Regions from separate parts of the Homo sapiens genome. Here region 1 is linked to region 2. Evidence: chromatin loops called from intact Hi-C (ENCODE). Cell type or tissue: gastrocnemius medialis. All regions are shown on one strand.

What was found. Peaks named below come from ENCODE experiments on the same cell type or tissue, not always from the same donor. Only the 100,000 strongest peaks of a DNase experiment are listed, where the experiment ranks them.
Region 1: a loop joins it to region 2, with 2.1 times the contacts of the local background. A loop is called at or near these places in 6 of 110 quality-filtered maps.

The regions. Positions count from the first base shown.
Region 1 is chr1:203,659,605-203,667,604 of GRCh38, forward strand. The region is part of intron 1 of ATP2B4 (ATPase plasma membrane Ca2+ transporting 4); the gene reads left to right. Among named protein-coding and RNA genes, the nearest start is that of ATP2B4, 37 kb to the left of the region's middle. In gastrocnemius medialis, a CTCF peak has its summit at 3,776; DNase peaks (open chromatin) are centred at 2,157 and 3,907; H3K27ac peaks cover 3,013 bases.
Region 2 is chr1:203,772,017-203,780,016 of GRCh38, forward strand. LAX1 (lymphocyte transmembrane adaptor 1) reads left to right here. Exons shown (of 5, transcript NM_017773.4): 4 at 52-131; 5 at 1,859-4,356. The coding sequence ends at 2,665. Among named protein-coding and RNA genes, the nearest start is that of LAX1, 11 kb to the left of the region's middle. RefSeq lists an enhancer at 727-1,302. In gastrocnemius medialis, a CTCF peak has its summit at 4,846; DNase peaks (open chromatin) are centred at 215 and 4,828; H3K4me3 peaks cover 511 bases; H3K27ac peaks cover 2,773 bases.

The DNA of each region.
Region 1 (8,000 bases), 110 kb before region 2:
AGTGAGTTCTGATCATGCCACTGCATTCCAGCCTGAGTAACAGAGCAAGACCCTGTCTCAAAAAATAAAAATAAAAATTAGCTAGGCATGTGGGGGAAGCCTGTAGTTCTAGCTACTGGGGAGGCTGAAGCGGGAAGATTGCTCCATCCAGCCTGGTTGGCAGGGTGAGACCCTGTTGCTAAAAAAAATATATAAAAAGCTGGGTGTGGTGGCTCACGCCTGTAATTCCAGCACTTTGGGAGGCCAAGGCAGGTGGATCACAAGATCAGGAGTTCAAGATCAGCCTGGCCAAAATGGTGAAATCCTGTCTCTACTAAAAACACAAAAATTAGCCGGGCGTGGTGGCAGGTGCCTGTAATCTCAGCTACTCGGGAGGCTGAGGCAGGAGAATCGCTTGAACCTGGGAGCTGGAGGTTGCAGTGAGCCAAGATTGTGCCACTGCACTCCAGCCTGGGCGGCAGAGCAAGACTCCATCTCAAAAAAAAAAAAAAAAAAAGAAAGAAAGAAAGAAAGAAACTTGTCCAAGGTCACAGAGCTTGGATTCCAATCCAAGTATTTGAAATTCAACCCAAGCTACTTTTCCCTTTACCATGTGGTAGATTTTTTCTCTCTAATGCCAAAACATCATGTAACAGCCAAGACCATGAGTTTTTTGGACCTGGGTTTATGGTCCAGTTTCACCACAAGTTAACTGCAGAGCTTTAGGCCTCAGTTCCTTCAGTTGTTGAAAGAGGATAAAAATAGCTATCACAAAAGGTAGTAGGTTGGAAGATCGTGAGAATGCACGCCATTGGGGTGAGAATGTATCACTTGGGGTGGTGGAGATAAAAAATGAGGTCCCAGTTCAATGTAACAGCCGATGAATAGGCTCCTAGGGAGCAGTAAGAAGAGAACGGAGGTGGGGGGTGGGGGGAGGCCTGGGCACAGTGGCTCACGCCTGTAATTCCAGCACTTTGGGAGACCGAGGTGGGCAGATCGTGAGGTCAAGAGATCGAGACCAGCCTGGCCAACATGGTGAAACCCCATCTCTGCTGAAAATACAAAAATTAGCTGGGCATGGTGTGAGCACCTGTAATCCCAGCTACTTGGGAGGCTGAGGCAGGAGAATTGCTTGAACCTGGGAGACGGAGGTTGCAGTGAGCCAAGATCGCACCACTGCACTCCAGCCTAGCAAGGGTGAGACTCTGTCTCAAAAAAATAAATAAATAAGAAGAAGAGCACAGGGACTGGGCACGGTGGCTCATGCCTGTAGTCCCAGCACTTTGGGAGGCCGAGGCAGGCGGATCACTTGAGGTTAGGAGTTCGAGACCAGCTTGGCAACATGGTGAAACCCTGTCTCTACTAAAAATACAAAAATTAGCCGGGCATGGTGGGGTGGCCCTCTAGTTCCAGCTATTTGGGAGGCCGAGGCAGGAGAATTGCTTGAACCCAGGAAGCAGAGGTTACAGTGAGCTGAGATCGCGCCACTGCACTCCAGCCAGAGCAACAAGAGAGAAACTTTGTCTAAAAAAAAAAAAAACTTTCCCAAGGTCAAATGGGTAGTGATCTGGGATTTGGGCTGTCTGTCCACAGAGCTTATGCTCTTAATCTCTGCACCATACTTTAAGAGGTGAATGATCACTGAGAAAGAGAGCTCTCATGTCTGGAAAGCACCTCAAAGGCAATATTATGAAAAAAGTGTGGCTTCTGCCAAAGTCGGGTTTGGATTCTGGCTTGGCTTCTTACTGTGTGAGCCTAGACAAAGTATTTAGCCAGTTTTCTCCTCTGTAAAATGGGAGTGATACGACCCATTTCCCAAGGTTGTTGAGAGGATCAAATGAGATACTAATACAGAGTGATCAAAAAGCCTGGAGACTTAGTTCCCCATCTTGGGTCAGGAAAGCCTTAGCTGTACCTGCTGTAACCAGGTGCCTGTGTTCTCTGAGCTGATGATGGGGTGACTTTGGGAGAGGAGAGGATGAACACAGATGCCTTTCTCCTGCTCTTTGAAAAGGTGATTTGTCTACCCTATGCCCACCACCCTCAATGCACTCCCACCATTGTCTCCTACCACACACAAGCATGCTGCATGGTATTCAGAAAGCCCAGTCTGTTTCTCCACCCCTTTGCCTTGTCACTCAGCTTTGCCAGGTCCCTTGAGTTCTTTGATGTTGTGCCAGGCTCTGTGTGGGCTCCCAGCCCTGGGCGTGTCTGTGGTGACTGACCTGTGCCCCACTGGCCTCCACCTCCATTACCACAATGGATCTGAACTCTCGGTGACAGCAGCTGCTGGTCCACATCTGGAATTTAGCTCTGCTCTTCCCTTCTCCACCCTTCTCACCTGTCTATACCAGGATGACTCTTCCATCTGCTCTTCTTCCTTCTCCTATTTTTATTTATTTATTTTACTGTGATAAAATATACAGAACATAAAATTTGCCATCTTCACCTTTTTTTTTTTTTGAGATGGAGTCTCACTCAGTTGCCCAGGCTGGGGTGCAGTGGCACGATCTCACTGCAAGCTCTGCCTCCGGGTTTCACACCATTCTCCTGCCTCAGCCTCCCGAGTAGCTGGGACTGCAGGTGCCTGCCACCACGCCCGACTAATTTCTTTTTGTATTTTTAGTAGAGACAGGGTTTCACCGTGTTAGCCAGGATGGTCTCGATCTCCGGACCTCATGATCCACCCGTCTCAGCCTCCCAAAGTGTTGGGATTACAGGCATGAGCCACCGCTCCCAGCTTATCTTAACCATTTTTAAGTAGACCGTTCAGTGGTACTAACTACATTCCCAGTGTAGGTTTCCCATCACCATCATCCATGTCTAGAACTTCTCCTTCATCCCAAACTGAAACTCTGTACCCATTAAACAATAATGCCCATTCCCCACTCCATCCAGCCTGTGGTAACCTCCACTCTACTTCCTGTCTCTATGAATTTGCCTATTCTACATACTTCATATGAATAGAATTATACTGTATTTGTTTGTGTGTGTGTGACTGGCTTATTTCACTTAGCATAATGTTTTCAAGGTTCATCCGTGTGGCAGCATGTGTCAGAACATCCTTCCTTGAATAATAATTCCATTGTATGGATGTGCCACACTTGTTTGTCCATTCATCTGCCCATGGAGGCCCTCCTTTTTTAAATCACATTTTTTGGGTATATCATAATTTGCAGTAATATGAAGAGAATAGCCTACTCTTTCCTTGTAGCAGGAAACTGAGGAGGGTCACTCTCCCAGATAGTGGAAGGCAGGTGGAATTGAGTGTGCTGTTTATAAACTCTGTCCTGAGGTTTTACTCTTCCAGAGGTCTCTTTTCTCGACAAATACTTAATGCGCATGACATCACCTGAACCCAGAAGTGCTAGCTAGAGAGAAGTGATTATCTGGGGCCAGAACCTTGCATTTGCTTGCCTTCCTAGGGAAAGACCCTATTGTTAACCCTGGAGATTCCCTCCTTTCAATGCTGAAGGCCTTTAAAGGGTCTAGAGACTGTAGAGCAACATTTTGTTTCCTGTTTATATTTTTTGGGTTTGTGTTTGCTTTTGTTTTTTGCATTTCTTCCCCTTGTCAGTCTTTGTCCTTCCTGGTCCTGATGCACTTCAATATTTCTGGATGTGCTGTACTATAATCATAGGCCTTCTTAATATGGGTGTATCCTGTCTTCTTTATTTAGAATTCTGCGGACTGGGAATTCCCTAAGGGAAAGAGCCTTCTTCCTTTCTTTTTCTAATCTTCCTCCACCCTTTTTTGTTCTCCTCCCTTTTGTACCTCCACAACACACCAGGAGGTGTACCGCCTCCATCTAGACCACAAACTGTACTCTCAGGGTACCCATGGCCAAGAAGAATGACACACACACACATCACACATACATTCAGCATGTCTCACTGTTACCTCTGAGAGGAAGTAGGAGAACCTATATTAATCCTCTGAGCTCATCAGGACAGGAATCCCCAGCTCCAATGTCCTGGGTTGGGCCTAGAATTATCCCACTATTTTCTACAGGCTGCTCTCTCTCTCTCTTTTTTTTTTTTTAAGCAAGGTCTTGCTCTGTCACCATGCTAGAGTGCAGTGGTGTGATCATAGCTTACCGCAGCTTCAAACTCCTGGGCTCAAGCAATCTTCCCTCCTCAGCCTCCTAAGTAGTGGGGACTACAGGCACATGCTACCACACCCAGCTAATTTTTTATTTTTTGTAGAGACGGTGTCTCACTGTATTGCCCAGGCTGGTCTCAAACTCCTGGCCTCAAGCGATCCTCCTGCCTCGGCCTCCTGAGTCTCTGGGATTACAGGCATGAGCCACTGTGCCCAGCCTCTTCTCTCCAATTTCTTTTAGGACCTTGTAGTATGGAGTATGCCTTAGCTTCTTCTAGGCTCTTCCTGTGGTTGCATGGCCTTAACTGAGTGAGTCACTTCACCTTTAAGACCATATGCTCTAAAATCTGTCAAAGAATGATATTGTCAGTCCTGTCTATCTTAAAAGATTGTTGCAAAGATCAAATGTCAGAGTGCTTTGAAAACTGTGAAGCATTATCCACATGTGAGTTCTTAACAGAGTTCCTTTACTCTCATGAACTCTTTCTGTCTTTTTACTTAGTCTTGCTGACACCACTTAAAAAGGAACCTCAGACAGATAGATTCCCCAGATATAGCTGCAAAAATTAGAGATTCTGGAGAAGTCTGGGAATGGGGAGTACCAATGTCCTCCTGGTACACAGAGCCAAGGGTCCAGATCCAGGACTGGAAAGTATAGGAACACGGTGGCCAGAGGCACGGGGAGGCTCTGACAGAGGGGCAGGAGCAGTTTGCCTCCACTGTTCAGTGGCTTCTTAAGATACTTGATCTTCATCCAAGGGCAAGGGCCTTTGCACATGAAAAAAGTAATAATCCTTTCAACTTTGGTATGGGGTAGATGACTTTTTGATCCCCATTTTTTTAGATGAGGAAATGAAGGCTCAGGGAGAATGGATTTGGAGGAGGTTTGGCTGAGAGGCACTGGTGCTACTTGGGAAGGACTTCATGGGAGAGCCTGTGAGCTGTGAGGGGCAGGAGCCTGGCCCGGGTGCAGGGGCCCCACGGGGCTGGCCACTTTGACATCTTCAGCTCTGGCTCTGGTGCATCCCCATGTCAAACTGGATTCACTACTGGTTTTCTTCCTTAGATATTTTTCAGGATTTGGTGACCCAAGGGAATGCCAGGTTGACAGTTAACTGCACCTGCTAGTCCTTAAGGTACTTTTATTTTATTTTATTTTATTTTTGAGACAGAGTCTCGCTCTGTCACCCAGGCTGGAGTGCAGTGGCGCGATCTTGGCTCACTGCAAGCTCCGCCTCCCGGGTTCACGCCATTCTCCTGCCTCAGCCTCCCGAGTAGCTGGGACTACAGGCGCCTGCCACCGCGCCTGGCTAATTTTTTGTGTTTTTAGTAGAGATGGACTTTCACCGTGGTCTCAATCTCCTGACCTCGTGATCTGCCCACCTCAGCCTCCCAAAGTGCTGGGATTACAGGCGTGAGCCACCGCACCCGGCCCTTAAGGTACTTTTAAAGATTTTAGAAAGGTGAATATAGCCCACAGGAGCAAGGCCCATCTGGCAAAACTTAGGGTGGATTTCATCTCCCAAACCACCTCCTTACCTGGTGCCCATGTTCAGGGCACATGCTACCTGACTGTATGTAGCAGCTCTGAAAAGAGAAGGTTCCCCTCTGCTCAGGGTGAGCCCTTAGTGGGAGGCCCACGCTGTGATGAGCTCTCTCCTGCAGCAGCTTGATGGCCACAAGCTGGCAGCAGGGGAAACCCTAGAGGTTTTGGGTAGGCACAGGCTAGCAGGCGTGGGAGATGTTTCTGCCCTTCCTTTGACACCCAATACAGATTTCTTTGCCTCAGGTGTCTCTGCCCCTGTCCTGCTTTCCTGTCAAGATTGTGTAGCCTTGGCCGGGCTCGGTGGCTCACGCCTGTAATCCCAACACTTTGGGAGGCCAAGATGGGCGGATCACGAGGTCAGGAGTTCAAGACCAGCCTGGCCAATATGGTGAAACCCTGTCTCTACTAAAAATACAAAAATTAGCCAGGCACAGTGGTGCGTGCCTGTAGTCCCAGGTACTCAGGAGGCTGAGGCAGGAGAATCACTTGAACCCGGGAGGCGGAGGTTGCAGTGAGCCGAGATTCACAGCACTGCACTCCAGCCTGGTGACAGAGCTAGACTCCATCTCAAAAAAAAAAAAAAAAATTGTGTAGCCTTTTTATCCAGTGCTCAGCACAATATTTTGCTAATACATGCTTAAATGTAAAATGAGGGGATTTGTTTAGACTTTTCCATCTACGTGGCTATGATTATGGGATTCTTGTTTGATGTAGTTGGTGGGAAAAGCAGAGGACATGCTCCCTGAAAAGACCAGGAACTTACTGGCTAGTATTGTTACTGGTGATAAAATTGTGACAGGTCTGACCTGCCTCCTAGCTTGTGGTCAGCCTACCTGCTTTGAGAAGGTGGTGGAGCATACGTGGTAATTAACCTACAGTGGTGCCACAGTTGCTGCTTCTGGGTAGAGCAGAGCGGTGAGCAACTCTGTCTCCTTTCCAAGCTGGCACCAGCTCAGGAGGAAGCATCCAAGGGGATTCTCATAAGCCACAGAGAACTGCCCATGAGTATGAAAGGGAATTCCTGGGCCAGGTGGCCACACTCAGCTGACAGCTCCTGCTGGGAGGAATGGTAGCATTTTGGTTTCTTACAATGTTCTCCATCTGGCTCCTTTGAAATGAGAGTTGAAAGGGTCCTGACCAGGGGACCTGCAGGAGGTGGACAGCAAGGCAGGCCTCAATTCTGGAAACAGCACCTCCACACATCACTTCTGGGGATAATTATCTCATCTGCCCTCTTTCAGGCAAAACTCAGAGTCTTTGGAGGGCCTTCGCTTTCCCAAAGTAGCTTAATTTTGGCCCCCGTTCTTCGTGCCTCCTAGGTTTTGTTGGGTGGACATTTAACATAGTAGAAAGCTGACTCCTCTTCCTATTAACCTCCTAGGTTTATCTCACCATCTGAATAGGGCCTTATAATCCTACAAATGAGGCCTCTCTCCCTATGCTCACCAGGAAAAATTGAACTCTCAAGACTGTCCATTTTCTTTGCCCTGTTATGGAAACTTCTCTTCCTTTTGCCATATCCCCCTCTTATCTTGGCTCTTGAAACTATTCCCTTAGGAAGAAAAAGGCAGTTCCCTTCCTGCCCTTCTTTTGAACCAAACTTCTGTTTGTGGTCTTGGAAACCATGACAACCTGGCCTAAGAAGCCACTTTGACCATCTTGGAAGTTAATATTTCAGTGCTGTGTACTCACAATTGTGAGCTCTCTAGCACCTTTTTGCTTTTGTTTTGTTTCGTTTTAAGATAGGGTCTCACTTTGTCATCCAGGCTGGAGTACAGTGGTGCCATCTCCACTCACTGCAACCTCTGCGTCCCAGGTTCAGGAGATCCTCCCACCTCAGCCTCCAGAGTAGCTGGGACTATAGGTGCGCACCACCATGCCTGGCTAATTTTTGTATATTTTGTAGAGATGGGGTTTCACCATGTTGCTCCAGCTGGTCTCGAACTCCTGGATTCAAGCAATCTGCCCACCTCAGCCTCCCACAATGCAGGGATTACAGGTGTGAATCATTGTGCCCTGCCTCTAGCACTTTTTTCCAAAGGGGGACAGAAGCCCGTGATCTACTGAGAGGAGAAAGTTTCAAACAAAGCAACCCTAGATAATCCTTCTACAAGTACATTAGCAAAGGAGCAATGTTCCCTGTAGGTTCTAGGGAGTGGATATGGGCAGCATTCGCTGGCAGTCTGGAGTAAGGTTCTGGAGTGTGGCCTATACTTATTTTTCCTGTGCTCTTTTCTTCTTTCCTCTTCTCACAATTGCTCAGTTACTCAGTAGACTAGTGTTGGAGGTAGCTATCTTTTCGCTTACACCAACTTTTTTTTCTTTCTTCTCCTCGATATGTTTGTCCTTCTTGCTCGGGTGCTACCTTTTAAAG
Region 2 (8,000 bases):
GAAGCACTCAGAGGACTGGCTATCTTCAGGATTTGTTCTCTGTCCTTTCAGGGAGACATGAGTCGAGGAGTATGCGCATTTTCAGTACTGAGAGCCTCCTCTCCAGAAATTCTGAGAGCCCGGAGCATGTGGTAAGAGTCAAGCTTCTTGGGAGAATGACATGTCTCTGGCAGAAGAACTGCGGGGAAAGAGTTATAGGGCTTAGATCTGGTTTCACTGCAAACAAACAGCATGCCCTTTGGCACTCGCCCTGCAGTCCTATTAATAAATTGGGAAGACTAGCCTCAGGATCTCCTATACCCAAAAAGAAAAATTAAGGACAGAGGCAAGTGCTTGGAGTTATAAAAAGGGCACCAGGGTACAGATATTCAAGTGCATAATGTCAGAACTAAAATTGATTGGTATATTTTTTTTTCTTTTTTCTTTTTTGAGATGGAGTCTTGTTCTGTCACCCAGGCTGGAGTGCAGTGGTGCGATCTCGGCTCACTGCAACTTCTGCTTCCCAGGTTCAAGCAGTTCACCTGCCTCAGCCTCCCAAGTAGCTGGGATTACAGGCATGCGCCACCACGCCCAGCTAATTTTTGTATTTTTAGTAGAGACGGGGTTTCACCATGTTGGCCAGGATGGTCTCAATCTCTTGACCTTTTCATCCACCCGCCTTGGCCTCCCAAAGTGCTGAGATTACAGGCATGAGCCACCGTGCCCAGCATTTTTTTTTTTTCTTTTTTTGCTCACTCCAACCTCTGCTTCCTGGGCTCAAGCAATCCTCCCACCTCATCCCCCCAAGTAGCTGGGACCACAGGCACACACCACCACGCCTGGCTAACTTTCATATTTTGTGTAGAGATGGGGTTTCACCATATTGCCCAGGCTGGTCTCAAACACCTGAGCTCAAGCAATCTGCCCGCCTTGGCCTCCCAAAGTGCTGAGATTACAGGTGTGAGCCACCATACCCTGCCAATTGATTGTTTTAACAAAGACATGACAACATGTTTATTCAAATGAATGTTGCTCCTTTCAAAGTGATCACCTCAGGAGGGTATGCAAATATTCCAACAATGCCATTGGTGCTCAAAACACACTTAAAAACCTGCTTTGGATATTACTTGCAGGGCTTATGTCAATTATTTCAATTACCCTCAGGAGCAGAAATATCTGTTAAGTCATTCAGCACTGTAGCTGATATAGAAAGTGTTTGATCAAATGAGGTTGTTATAGGACCAACAGGTTTGTGTGTCTGCTGCCCGGTAACAGAACATACACTGTCACTACTAAAAATACAAAATATTAGTCGGGCAGTGGTAGGAGGCACCTGTAATCCCAGCTACTCAGGAGGTTGAGGCGGGAGAATCGATTGAACACGGGAGGCAGAGATTGCAGTGAGCTGAGATTGCTCTACTGCACTCCAGCTTGGGCGACGAGAGCGAAACTCCTTCTCAAAAACAAAAATAAAAACAAACTTATGATGTAAATATTATGATAATCTTCATTTTATAAATTAGGAAATGAAGACACCGAGAGATTAGGTCAGGTGCTCATACTCACTTGGCACAAAGTGGTGAGGCTAGGATTTGTACCTTTAGTCTAAGCCTCACCTTTAGCCACTATGTTGTACTGCCTCTCAGTGGGCTCTTCAGTTGATAATATTTTCGTCCCACCCGCACCCCCCCACCAATTGATTCCCATACTGTGGCCAAAAACTAGTTGTGATTTATCATCACATTTGCACTGTTGCTCTTCTTTTTTTTTTTTTTTTTTTTTTTTTTTTCAGAATATGCCAGTGGTATTTTCCAAGAAGAAAGGCTTTGTCCATATTTCTGCTTGCATCTGACCACTGGCTTCCTTTTCTTCTTCATAGCCCTCCCAAGCAGGCAATGCCTTCCAGGAGCATACAGCCCACATCCATGCCACAGAGTACGCGGTGGGTATCTATGACAACGCCATGGTCCCCCAGATGTGTGGGAACCTCACTCCCTCGGCACACTGCATCAATGTCAGAGCTTCCAGAGACTGCGCAAGCATTTCTTCAGAGGATTCGCATGATTATGTCAATGTCCCCACAGCAGAAGAGATTGCTGAGACTCTAGCTTCTACCAAAAGCCCTTCCAGAAATCTCTTTGTTCTTCCCAGTACCCAGAAGCTGGAGTTTACTGAGGAAAGAGATGAGGGCTGTGGAGATGCTGGTGACTGCACCAGTTTGTATTCTCCAGGAGCTGAGGACAGTGATTCACTCAGCAATGGAGAAGGTTCTTCTCAGATCTCAAATGACTATGTCAACATGACAGGGTTGGATCTCAGTGCCATCCAGGAAAGGCAGCTCTGGGTGGCTTTTCAGTGCTGCAGAGACTATGAAAATGTTCCAGCAGCAGATCCCAGTGGAAGCCAGCAGCAGGCTGAGAAAGATGTGCCATCCTCAAACATAGGTCATGTCGAGGACAAGACAGATGATCCCGGGACCCATGTCCAATGTGTCAAAAGGACATTCCTTGCTTCAGGGGATTATGCAGACTTTCAGCCATTCACACAGAGTGAGGACAGTCAGATGAAACATAGAGAAGAGATGTCAAATGAGGACTCCAGTGACTATGAAAATGTGCTAACTGCCAAGTTAGGAGGCAGGGACTCTGAGCAGGGGCCTGGCACTCAGCTCCTTCCTGATGAATGAAGACCCAGGTACCCAGCCATAAAGCCACATTGAGTAGTCTATCCCATAGGATTGACTACTGCAGAGTCTAGTGCAGACCCGTGATCACCTTAGTGCTTCAGTGGATTCACTGGTTAGATTAAAAAGAGGCTGAGATGAGCAGTGAACTAAGAGGCCACACAAAAGCAGAGGTTTGGGAATTCCAGAAGGGAATTCTTCTCAAGCAGAGTGTGGTTATCTCCTGTACCAGCCTAAGAATGTTTGCTGAAACTGCTTCCTAGAACTGTGAAGAAAGCAGGAAAGTAGTGCACAGTAGTCTAAGATTATTACCTTCATTAATACCAACAGGCTGCAAAGCAAGAGTATAGATTATTGTATAATCCAGTCAGAGGTCAAAAGGAAGGAAGAAGTTGGAGTGGAGTGGGGTGGGCAATTTCCATTTTAAAGAGTGTAGGCAGGCCAGGTGCAGTGGCTCATGCCTGTAATCCCAGCATTTTGGTAGGCCGAGGAGGGCAGATCACTTGGTGCCAGGAGTTCTAGACCAGCCTGGCCAACATGACCCATCTTTACTAAAAATACAAAAATTAGCCAGGCGTGGTGGTGTGCCCCTGTAATCCCAGCTACTCAGGAGGCTGAAGCAGGAGAATCGCTTGAACCCGGGAGGTGGAGGTTGCAGCAAGCCGAGATTGTGCCACTGTACTCCAGCCTGGTGACAGAGCGAGACTCCCTCTCAAAAAAAAAAACAAACAAAAAAGAAGTGTGGGCAACCAAATGTAGGTAAGGATGAAGAAGAACAGGAACTCTCACTGGTGGCTGATGGGATTGCAAAGCGTCAGGGCAGCTTTGAAAAACTTTTCAGCAGTTTCTTATAAGCATAACTTATCATATGGCCCAGCCATTTCACTACTAGAAATTGACGCAAGTGAACTGAAAACTTATGTTCACACAAAAACTCGCACATGACTGTTTATAGCAGCTTCATTCATAATTACCAAAAACTAGAAATAACCCAGATATCCTTCAACAGGTGATTGGATAAGCTGTTGATATCCATTCCTTGAGTTTATCCATACTCAACAGTAAAAAATGAACTCTTGGTTCACACAATAATATAGACATATCTTAAATCCATTTTGCTAAGTGAAAGAAGCTAGGCCTAAAAGTCTACATGTTGGGCGATTCTATTTATATGACATTCTGGAAAAGGCAAAACTATAGGGATGAAGAACAGATCAGTTGTTGTCAGGTTTGAGAAAAGGAGGGAAGTTTGCTACAAAGGGGCTGCAAAGGGAATAGGCTGATGGAGCTGTTCTGTATGGTACTGTGTGGTGGATACATGACAATATCCATTTGCAAACACAAGAACTATACACATGGCCAGGCGCGGTGGCTCACACCCGTAATCCCAGCACTTTGCGGGGCCGAGGCAGGGGAACACAAGGTCAGGAGATCAAGACTGTCCTGGACAACATGGTGAAACCCTGTCTCTACTGTCTCTAACATTTGTAAACCTGTCTCTAATTTGTAATTTGTAAACCCTGTCTCTCATATTTGTAAAACTACAAAAATTAGCTTGGCATGGTGGTGTGCGCCTGTAGTCCCAGCTACTAGGAGGCTGAGGCAGGAGAATCACTTGAACCAGGAAGGCGGACTGCATTCCAGCCTGGGCAACAGAGAAAGACTCTGTCTCAAAAAAAAAAAAAAAAAAAAAAAACTGTACACTAGACAAAGGGGCTTTTATTGTATGCAAATTTTTTAAAAATGAACAGACTGTCAAGGGAACCCAGGATGGTATGCAAATTGTGGCAAATGAATCTAATTGTATTATAAATGTATGATATCAACTCACTGAAAGGGATGGGGAAAAAAGAACTGACAAAGTTGGAAAACAATGTTTTGACTTATAACTGTAGATAAGGACACAAAGAACTGTATACAAAAACTGCACTCTGGTTGGTAAATTTGTATCTCACAGAGGCATGGCTTAGCAATTCTAAAACGACTTTATATGTATATTTGGGTTAAATAAGTCAATCTATTGTAGATAAGGAGAGACAGGTTAGTGTAAGAATTGAATTGCAGGGCACCCAACTGGTGTCCAGAAAGCTGGAAAATTGGTCAGCTGTTGGGGGGAGAAAATCCACACATCTGGTGTCAGAAGTGTCGTGAGTGAAAACAGACCATCACTCCACCAAGTGGCCAGCATTTAAATTCATGCCACACAGAGGGAACCATGACAGTCTGGTACTGATGACCATGCAGGGTTAGCCAGGGCAGCAGCAAGCGCATCGAAAGGACAATCCCATAGTCAAGTAAGGAGAAGTTTGTATCATATGTGAGAATGAAGCTTAAATGGACTGAACAAAATCTTAAACATTGGCATGACAGAATTCTCATAACTAAGAGGGGATGAAAAGTTATGAGATCTAAATTAGAAGTTATGAAGACATCTGTCACCCAGTAAGGGTGGGAGGGACAACGTATCAGTTGGGGGCAGGTCCTGGAATAAACTAAGCCAGCTCTTTTTTATTTTTTGAGATGGAGCTTTGGTCTTGTCACCCAGGCTGGAGTGCAATGGCATGATCTTGGCTCACTGCAACCTCCACCTCCCAAGTTCAAGCAATTCTCCTGCCTTCGCCTCCCAAGTAGCTGAGATTACAGGCGCCTGCTACCATGGTAATTTTGTATTTTTAGTAGAGATGGGGTTTCACCATGTTGGTTAGGCTGGTCTCGAACTTCTGACCTCAGGTGATCCACCTGCTGTGGCCTCCCAAAGTGCTGGAATTACAGGCGTGAGCCACCACACTGGGCCTTAAGGCAGCTCTTGCTTGTTTACACACCAACAAGCTGGATACCTCAATCAGCCAGTCACACTTACATACTCTCCCAAATCAAGAATGATTAATGCACTGTAGATTGTCTCATATTTAGATACGTAACTTTTCTGTTTATTTCTTGTTTTAAGAAATTTTTGCAAATGAATCAATGAAAAATTTTTTATTGAATGTTAATTTTTTTCTTTCCATTTATGGTTTTGTTTTCTCACATTAGTTGCCAGGAAATGTTGACTAATTGTCTTATCTCATACACTCGATGATGCTAAATATGAGGAAATTTTTTCAAGATTAGGATAGGATGAAAAAGTAGATATAAAGATAACCAAGGCCAGGTACAGTGGCTCACGCCTATAATCCCAGCTCTGTGGGAGGCCACGGCAGGCAGATGACTTCAGCCCAGGGGTTCAAGACCAGCCTGGGCAACATGGTAAAACCCATCTCTACAAAAAATACAAAAATTAGCTAGACATGGTGGTGCCTGCCTGTAGTTCCAGCTACTCGGGAGGCTGAGGTGGGAGGATCACTTGAGCCCAAGAGGTTGAGGCTGCAGTGAGCCATATTCTTGCCTCTGCATTCCAGCCTGGGTGATAGCAAGACTCTGCCTCAAACAAACAAAGATAACTAACCCATTTTGATTCCTTAATTAGTTAAATAAAATGAATTAATTACCCAAACCTACATTATATTGATTGTGTCTTCATTCAGGATACTGTTTAGTACAAAATACAGAGGTTTGCTAAGTTCCCTCCTTCCCTCTAGAAGCACCCACCCTCTAATGGTGAATGGAAGATGAGGTCTTGCTGTCCCTCTGGCATCTGTTCTCCTTCAGCACCCCCTTACTATGACAGGCTTTATCGTCAATTCTGGGTTTCCTGTGGGCTGAGGGCCTATACTGACTTGCAAATATTTCCAGAAACTCTCAGTCAATAAGCCGGTGTCCTGCTCCCCTGAAGTTAGAGAGAAATGGAAGTAAACAGGCCTCCCTTTCCTCTTACCAATCGTTTCCTTCAGCATTCCCAGCTCCAGACTGGGAAGGTAGATGTCTGTTTCTACCCTGAAGAGTTAGGATCATTTCAGAAGAATATGACAACATAGCCAGAAAACTCTAACTTTTTCTTTTATCTCCGATGCTTCTTTGACTCTCCAGGGGAAATGAAAGGAACCTGAAGCCCTTCACAAGAGCGCAATTTCCCATGCAGGGCCAGCTTCCTGGACGTGCTGCCTAAGCAGTTGCATGGGGCCTGGCACTCAGAAGGGCCCTGCACTTGGTTTAATATTGTGATGTTGCCATCTTGAAATTCTTACCTTTGAAAGAAATTCTTATCTTTGAACTCGTGTTTTGTAAATGAAGTCTGTTGGGACAATGGAGAATGCACATGGGAAGAGAAGATACTCATAATATGCATGTCCATCATCCATTGCCTCCCATTTATATATAGTTTTTGCAGTGCCTTATGAGTAAAGAATTCTGGCAGACCCACATTTCATGGAAGTTCAGCATGATTCAGAGTGGGTAAGTCAGAGGCACTGGAACCAGAGCGACTCCATCTTAAATGGCAGCTGGGTAAAATGAGGCTGAGACCTGCTGGGCTGCATTCCCAGAAGGTTAGGCATTCTTAGTCACAGAATGAGATAGGTGGTCGGCACAAGATACAGGTCACAAAGACCTTACTGATAAAACAGGCTGCGATAAAGAAGCCAGCCAAAACCCATCGAAACCAAGATGGCGACGAGAGTGACCCCTAGTCATCCTCACTGCTCATTATATGCTCATTAGAATGCATTAGCATGCTAAAAGACACTCCTACCGGCACCATGACAGTTTACAAATGCCATAGCAATGTCTAGAAGTTACCCTCTATGGTCTGAAAGGAAGATGAACCTTTAGTTTTGGGAAATCTCCACCCCTTTCCCAGTAAACTAATGAATAATCTGCCCCTTGTTTAGCATATGATCAAGAGATAAACATGAAAGGCCAGGCGTGGTGTCTCATGCCTGTAATCCCAGCACTTTGGGAGGCCGAGGCAGGCAGATCACTTGAGGTCAGGAGTTTGAGACCAGCCTGGCCAGCATGGTGAAACCCCGTCTCTACCAAAAATAGAAAAATTAGCCAGGTGTGGTGGCACACACCTGTAATCCCAACTACTTGGGAGGCTGAGGCAGGAGAATCACTTAAACCTGGGAGGCAGAGGTTGCAGTGAGCCAAGATCACTGCACTCTAGCCTGGGTGACAGAGCAAGACTCTATCTCAAGAAAAAATAAATAAGTAAAAAATAAAGCTGGCATTAGGCTGGGCACTGTGGCTCATGCCTGTAATCCCAGCACTTTGAGAGGCAGAGGCAGGCAGATCACCTGAGGTCAGGAGTTCGAGACTAGCCTGGCCAACATGGTGAAACCCCATCTCTACTAAAAATACAAAAATTAGCCAGGCTTTGTCACGGGCACCTGTAATCCCAGCTACTTGGGAGGCTGAGGCAGGAGAATTGCTTGAACCCAGGAGGCGGAGGTTGTAGTGAGCC